Regions from separate parts of the Homo sapiens genome. Here regions 1 and 3 are each linked to region 2. A link is an interaction called in ENCODE POLR2A ChIA-PET data of the cell type or tissue named here. Cell type or tissue: HepG2. All regions are shown on one strand. Region 1 overlaps LOC643339 (a long non-coding RNA gene). Region 2 overlaps LINC02413 (long intergenic non-protein coding RNA 2413). Region 3 overlaps LOC643339 (a long non-coding RNA gene).

Region 1 (2,500 bases), 110 kb after region 2:
ACCACATGCCTATATCAGAACATCACATGTACCCCTGCCATGAATACATACATGTATTATGTACCCATAATAATCAAAAATTAAAAATAAAAACTTACACTATTTCTCCCCAGAACCTTCTCCTACCTTTGTAGGAATATAGGATTATCTTCCAGGATGTCAATAGCTCTGGCCAGTGGGGACCAGACTGATGAGAAGCAGCTGGTTTAGGAAACTGATGTTGGAAAGCTCATGGCCTCTCATAACTCAGTCATCTGTGGCCTGATCAATGTCACTAAAGCATGGTTTGTACTCTGTGGTATGTCCTAGAATAAAGGTAGGGAACAATGGAGGAAAACAGGCCTGAATTAAAATGTTCTCCATGTCTCTCTCGAAAAATTCCAACTTGGAAGTCCCTTTTGCCTGATAGTGACTGCTTACAGTTCCTACCCAATGTAAACTACAGTTCCATGTTTTTCCCCCTGGCTCTTAACTGGCTGAACTTGGGATGTTTTATAAGTGTCTGTCTGTACTTCCTATGACAGCCAATCACATCCAACCTATCCTCAGGTCCCTTCCCCAAATTAACTCTGTGGTCCACTGACTTCCAAAAGTAGGGTCAAAATTATTTTTCTAAGATTAAGCCTTAATAACGTCACTTATATGTTTCATCTTTTCCTGGATGGCTACTGGGCAAAAATATCTTCATGCAGGTGCTGATAACAGTAAACACATCATATATCTTCAGCCTGGGGTTTAAACACATTCATTTCTGGGTTTGTCATATGTTCTCTCGCTATTTATACTGCTTTGGGTCAGCTACTTGATACTTAATAAAATTTGCCTCCAAGCTGTCCTGCAGGGAAAATGACCTATCTGGGGGGAATGCTGTTCCAACTCTATAACCTCTGATGATTGCCCAATAGTCCTCCAAAAAGGTTGCAGGGCAGGAGCAAGGGAAGGTCCATGCCACTTCCTGGCATTTAATGGCAACAAGTGCTTTAGTGTAAGTATAATTATATCCCCTGCTTTCAGGAGGCCTTTCCAGCCAACCTCTCGGACACGGGAGCAACTGTAGATGGCATGAGCAATGTGGAAATTCGGCTTCTGCTCAAGGTCAGAACAAGCCGTTCACCAGCGTTGATTTTACCAACCTTTCGGTTATTTTGGAAAGCCGAAAGAGAACGCAACAGAGGCAAGAATGGATCTATGGGATGGAAATAAGGAGCCATTTATAACCCAAAATGAGACTGCCAGGAAAAACAAACACACAGAAAAGTACATTTTATCAGAGGCTTGGGCTGCCCAGGGCTATTGGGGTACAAAGTACTGCGTGTTCAGCTCCCTGGGCCAAGAGCTACAGTAAGTCAGGCCCCCCTGCAAAGCTCCTCTCCTGTCAGCCCCATCAAGCAGCCTTAGCCACCTGGCGGAGACAAGCTTTAGTGTTTTTAAAGTGTGTGCTGCGTGAATGTTTCACATTTTTGGTAAAGATGTGGGGTCATGTTGCAACACTTAAGTGCTTCTGCGTAAACCTTGCGCAATTCCGACAGGCACTGGGTTCCTAGCATCAGTGGCATCCTCTGCTCACATACGGCTTATGTAATGTGTGATCAGGCCCCCCAGGTTTCTCCTTGTAGCCTTTGAAAAAAATTTCAGGCTCTGAACTTGGCCCTGGTTTCCGGCAGTTCTTTGCTCCGAAGGTGCGTGGAATGGCTCAGCTGTCAGCACCTGCTGGTGAGATACAGAAAAGTGCCACGGGTTGATCTTTCTCTGGCACCAGTACACAGGAGGCTGGCGATGCTCCCCAGATGGGCTTGGCCCGCCCTGAGGCACCCTATAGGGAAGGAGAGTGAGGGCGGTTCATCTAAGGAAGAGTAGGTCGGAGGATTGAACGGGGGCTGCTACCAATAGGTAACAAACATGAAAAGGATTTCCCCAAAGCAAAACTTTCTAGCCAGAGCAGCAGCACAGTGAATGGTTTACTCACAGCTCCTTTGTCTGCTGATGGGAGATTTGGCACTGTGCTTGCCTCTTGGGCTTACCTGAGCAAAGTTACACAGTAGGTCAAGTGTTTGATGCCTTCTCACCTCCAGTCACTGTGCTGGCGCCCGCCTCCGTGCCTGGCTTCTGTTTCCATCCAGACTTCCATCCATTCAACAAAGCTTTCGAGCACCTGCTCTATGCCAGGTGCTGTGCCAAGTGCTGGGCACCAGGCAGGGCTTTCTCAACACCTGGTGGCCCCCTGTGGTGCGCTGGACCAGTCCTAACACAGGCCTCCTCTCCAGTGTCACTCTCGGCCCCACCATTTCCCAAAATTATCCCTCCCTGCATTCACTTCCTATGACTCTTGTCCTTTCTTCAACCTTAGGGATGGGACTATTTCTTTACAGTTTTTATCATAGAAATCCAACAAATTTTATTTTTATAAAAGAATTGTTCTTGGTAGTCACAGATTTCTCTCTGTGGAATCTGAGTTTCTGCAGATTAAAAAGTGATGATGTGAGCTGGGCGCTGCAGGTGG
Region 2 (2,500 bases):
GGCCTGAAAGTCAAGAGTGGAAGTTCTAAGAGTCCTCAGAGAAAAAGAGGGTGAGCTGATGTTCAGGCCTCTAACTGAGATAATTATGTGAAAGCACTTTGCTTATTTATTTATTTGTTTATTTGTTTTGAGACAGGGTCTCGCTCTGTTGCCCAGGCTGGATTGCAGTGGCATGATCTCGGCTCACTGCAGCCTCCGGCTCCCCAGTTCCAGTGATTATCCTGCCTCAGCCTCCCAAGCAGCTGGGATTACAGGCATGCGCCACCACACAGCTAATTTTTTGTATTTTTAGTAGAGATTGGGTTTCACTACGTTGGCCAGGCTGGCCTCAAACTCCTGACCTCAGGCGATCTGCCTATCTCAACCTCCCAAAGTGCTAGGATTATAGGCCTGAGCCACTCCACTGCCTAAGCACTTCATTTATAAAGCTGTGTCTTAAAAAGCTGGAAATCACTAGCTATTGTTAGGTGGTGAAAGGCATTACACAAAGCAAATTAATATGTTTGATACTTGTTGTCCAGAAATTATATATTTATGATTATATCTACACACACGATAATATTAAAAAATATCCATTGTTGCTGGGAGCAGTGGCTCACTGCTATAGTCCCAGCTATTCTGGAGGCTGAGGATGGAGAATTGCTTGAGTCCCGGAGTTGGAGGTTACAGTGAGCTATGATCATGTCACTGCACTCCAGTTGGGGTGACAGAACAAGACCCTGTCTCTAAAAAATAAAAATAAAAAAATCCATTGGCCTAGACATAACAATTTCATGGTTAGTTATATAGACAAATATATAAATACACACATACACGTTAGCCAAAAATGGTAAGTTCAAGCAGCTGTAAAATAAAATGCAATCGGACATTTTACAGCTTGTATTTTAAGGTCCTGGCTCAGTTCAATCTGTCTTCTCACTGGTTCCTGCTTCTCTCTTCTTTGTTCTACTTCTATTTCTCACCATGTTTTGACAGGTGAGGTTGTTCATGCAAAGGGATCCAACAAAAATACAGGAATGCCACCTTTGCCTCCTCAACCAGGACAGAGCAACCCTCCCTTTCCTCCTTGCAACAAAGCAGGCAAAACACACATTCTCCTACCGCCCCACCATGAAGCTGAGGCACGAATGGCAGTGATGCTATTGTTTTGCTTGCAGGGAGGGAATTTTCATGCAATCAATAAGTCACCTGCCCTCTTTGCCCAGGATCAGCTCTCCACCCAAACCCCTGTGAGCTTCAGTGGTAGAATACTTCAAGCTTCAGCCAGCACAAACATGTCACAGCAAGAGGGACAGCGATTGTATTTGCACACACAATTTGTTTAAGTACAGGCTTTATTTGATCCTTAAAAAAAAAGAACAGCTTTGGTATTACATTACAACCAAAGGAATTTAGCCTTTAACCTGCAGTTTCCCTATTCTCAGTGATATAAAACCTTTTTCTGATAAGAGGTGAGGCCCAGTGAAATTTTATTCTTTTCCCTCTTTCCCGGAGGTGAGGTAATGAACTAACAACTTAATTAGACCCTGTTTTATACCAACTAAAATAATAGAAGGGAGTCTTTGGTAACATGGCAAAAAAAAAAAAAAACAAAAAAAAAACCCCAGGAACATCAGGCATCATAATACAGAGAATATATGATTAGAATTAATCAGGATATGGAAAGATATGTTTATCCTGTAGATACTTCACCCTGAAGCCATACCATTTTTATTTCCCCTCCATTGGGCATAATGGAAGGGACTTGAACCCTCTGCAATGGACTGAATATGCATTCCCCTGAAATTCATATGTTGGAGTTCTAATTCCCAAGGTGATGATATTAGGAATGGGGCCTCTGGGAGGTCGTTAGAGTTAGATGAAGTCCGGAGGGTGGAACCTTCATCATGGGATTAGTGCCCCATATAACAGGCCTCAGAGAGATCCCCTGCTTCTTCTAGCATGTGAGGTTACAGTGAGAAAACGACTGGCTATGAGGAAGCAGGCCCTCACCAGACACTAAATCTGTCAATACCTTAATTTTGGACTTCCCAGCCTCCAGAACTGTGAGAAATAAATTTCTGTGTTTATAATCTACCCAGTCTATGGCATTTTGTGATAACAGCCTGAAGGGACTATGACATTATTCCCCACTGCCCAGCTCCACTGAGAGCTTGAGAGCTAGGACTCTAGAGGACACCCGAGAGAGAGAGGCTGGCTGGAGAACAAAGGGAGATAGGCTTTTTTTTTTTTTTTTTTTTTTTTTTAACAAAGGCCTTCTTGTTGCTCACAAAGGAGGAGGATTCTCATAGACTAATTTCCACCAATGGAAAAAAATAAGAGCAGCTTTGCCCCATCCTCTGAACCCAGTGTCTCTCCAATCATCACACAGCAAGGTTTTTTGTTTTTGTTTTTGTTTTTCAGGTAATGGTCTGTGTATTTGTTTTCTATGCTGTGTGACAAACTACCACACGCTTAACAGCTTAAAGCAACACATGCTTATTATCTCACATGCTCTTTG
Region 3 (2,500 bases), 110 kb after region 2:
AGTCCTACTGTTTGTAAGTGTCTAGTAAGTGGCTGTCTGCCCTCAACCTCCTCTTATTGCTTGTCCTAAGCCAGGATTCATTAAATCAGTCTAGTTTTACTTTCCATTACCTGATTTTATAAATGTTTAAACTTAGTCCCAGAGAAATTAAAAGACTTGACTAAAGTCTTTAGTATTCAGTAGCAGAGGAGAGATTTCTAACATAAAAAGATCTTCCAAGTTTTACTACAGGGCTTGTAATAAAACCATTACAAAGAAAAAGAATTATTGCAAACTTGCCTACCAACATGTGATAAGCACTTTTGTTCTGAGCCGTGATTGTCCTTACCTTAAGAGAAACATAGTACAAAAAAGGTGACTGGCTCTGGCTGTCCTCTTATCGAGAGTGGGCAATGGAGGGGCTTTGTACAATTCTTGCATTCTCAGCATCTAGCATAGTGCCTGGCAAACAGTCATTACTCAATAAATGTTTGCTGAATGAATATTATATATAACTCAATATTCCCTGGACACAAAAAAATAGCTCTTTTCCCCCTTCACATTGTGGAGAGAACACTAATGAACAGATTGACTTTGTTTTTTCTGCCAACTCACATCATTCCAAGTTTTATTTGCGTTTGTAATACAGATGCATACAAGTGGACTCATCATCCATCATCTCGTCTGAGCTAACCACCATGACATCATTACCAATCCCCAGATACCAAGGCCAGATCTTCTAGATCAGTCTCTCTACATATGTGTATTGCTTTTTCCTTTGCATTACTTATTTCCTTTTTGTACTATAGCTGATATTCCAGGAGCTGACTCCTGGACCCTCTTTGCCCCCAGTGACTTTCAAGGTGCAAGATTCTGTTGCCTCTCTTTTGCTGATAGATGTTGCTGAAAGGCCTGTGTGGAAACTTACAAAATCAAATGAGTTTTCTTCTCCTCCCCTTCTGTTAAATTCTAACTCACCATCCCTCACCCATACCTGAAGCCCAGCTCTCTCCCGCAGGCAGTCTCTGCCAGCCAGGCCAGGCCTGAGCTTGTTCTCTGCGTGTCTGAAGCAGGGAGTCCTAAAAGGAAATATTGCTCTCATTCCAAAGTTGCTTCATCTTCATGGGCAAAGAAAAAAAAAAAAGCAGAGGAAGGTAAATGCAGCAACTCTGAGAAATTCTTAGTTGATTATTTACTGTTGCTTAACCTTCAAAAGATTCCACTGTAGAAAGGGAGGGCCGGTATTCATACAGTTCCTAGCCCAGGTAACTTCTCTTTCCTAGACCTGCTAGTCCAGTTAGCTTGAGCTCATTTGCAAGGAGGCCAATTCTGTGACCCCTTTCGTTTCCCAGAATGCCTCACAGTGGACACTCAAAGCAGTCGACTTGCTAACAAGGCTAAAGGAGTTAGGTTTTACATCATTCCTGAATTATTGATGTGCTTTGCAAATTAGCTTTTCCTGTGCACATGACTCTCCTTAGCTAATCTTTACAACATATAAGACAGTTGTCAAAACTGTTTTGAAATATGATTCTGGGGTTTCAGAGTACCGTTTCACGGGACTTGAGTTTTCAGAACAAATCTCTGTGCAGAGATAGGAACTATTCTGCTTAATAAGTATTATTATTATTAATTATCTGAAGCAATTACTCAAAATACCTAAATGCAATTTGCAAAGTAGTCAGGTAATAACACCATGTAGAAGTTCATGTTAAGAGCTACCATTTCAATGAATGTAGGGAACACTATCCACTTTTCTCAGAGTCCTTAGAAAAATATAGTAAGTGAAAATAAAGGCCGGGCATGGTGGTTCATGCCTGCAATCCAGGCACTTTGGGAGGCCGAGGCGGGCGGCCTTATTTGAGGTCAGGAGTTTGAGACCAGCCTGGCCAACATGGTGAAACCCCACCTCTATTAAAAATACAAAAATTAGGGCTGGGTGCAGTGGCTCATGCCTGTAATCCCAGCACTTTGGGAGGCCGAGGCGGGCGGATCACTTGAGGTCAGGAATTCGAGACCAGCCAGGCTAACATGGTGAAACCCTGTCTCCACCAAAAATACAAAAAAATTAGCCAGGCATGGTGGTACACACCTGTAATCCCAGCTACTCGGGAGGCTGAGGCAGAATTGCTTGAAGCTGGGAGGTGGAGGTTGCAGTGAGCCAAGATCACACCACTGCACTCCAGCCTGGGCAACAGAGCAAGACTCCATCTCAAAAAAAAATAAATAAAAAAAAAAGTAGAATGGTTTATTACACATAAGAGGCAAAGGCAAAATGACACATGGTATACAGACTGAACCAAAATATCAAAAATAACAATGCACTCTTTTCTTTTTTTCATCCAACAAGAAGCCATAACTTTATTTATGATAGAAGCAGTACAAATTTCAAACCAAGCTGCAGTCACTCATTTGAGACACCAATAAAAGTTGCTTTCAGATGGTTACACTGTTAATTCCATAATAGCATTTACAATATTATTACTTTGTTCTTCCAGGCTCCAACTGCCTTTGCTCTGGA

Evidence for each region. Peaks named below come from ENCODE experiments on the same cell type or tissue, not always from the same donor. Only the 100,000 strongest peaks of a DNase experiment are listed, where the experiment ranks them.
Region 1: POLR2A ChIA-PET joins it to region 2 with 22 read pairs; 5 of 35 experiments call an interaction of 5 or more read pairs at or near these places.
Region 3: POLR2A ChIA-PET joins it to region 2 with 13 read pairs; 5 of 35 experiments call an interaction of 5 or more read pairs at or near these places.

The regions. Positions count from the first base shown.
Region 1 is chr12:93,126,417-93,128,916 of GRCh38, forward strand. All of the region lies in intron 3 of LOC643339 (a long non-coding RNA gene), which reads right to left. Among named protein-coding and RNA genes, the nearest start is that of LINC02412, 47 kb to the right of the region's middle. In HepG2, CTCF peaks have their summits at 1,411 and 1,710; a DNase peak (open chromatin) is centred at 1,465; H3K4me3 peaks cover 446 bases.
Region 2 is chr12:93,014,942-93,017,441 of GRCh38, forward strand. All of the region lies in intron 3 of LINC02413 (long intergenic non-protein coding RNA 2413), which reads left to right. The region is part of intron 3 of LOC643339 (a long non-coding RNA gene); the gene reads right to left. Among named protein-coding and RNA genes, the nearest start is that of LINC02413, 25 kb to the left of the region's middle. In HepG2, a CTCF peak has its summit at 2,176; DNase peaks (open chromatin) are centred at 1,240 and 2,200.
Region 3 is chr12:93,121,636-93,124,135 of GRCh38, forward strand. All of the region lies in intron 3 of LOC643339 (a long non-coding RNA gene), which reads right to left. It also overlaps the pseudogene NACAP8. Among named protein-coding and RNA genes, the nearest start is that of LINC02412, 51 kb to the right of the region's middle. In HepG2, no CTCF peak of the experiment used is centred here; DNase peaks (open chromatin) are centred at 656 and 1,176; H3K4me3 peaks cover 1,175 bases.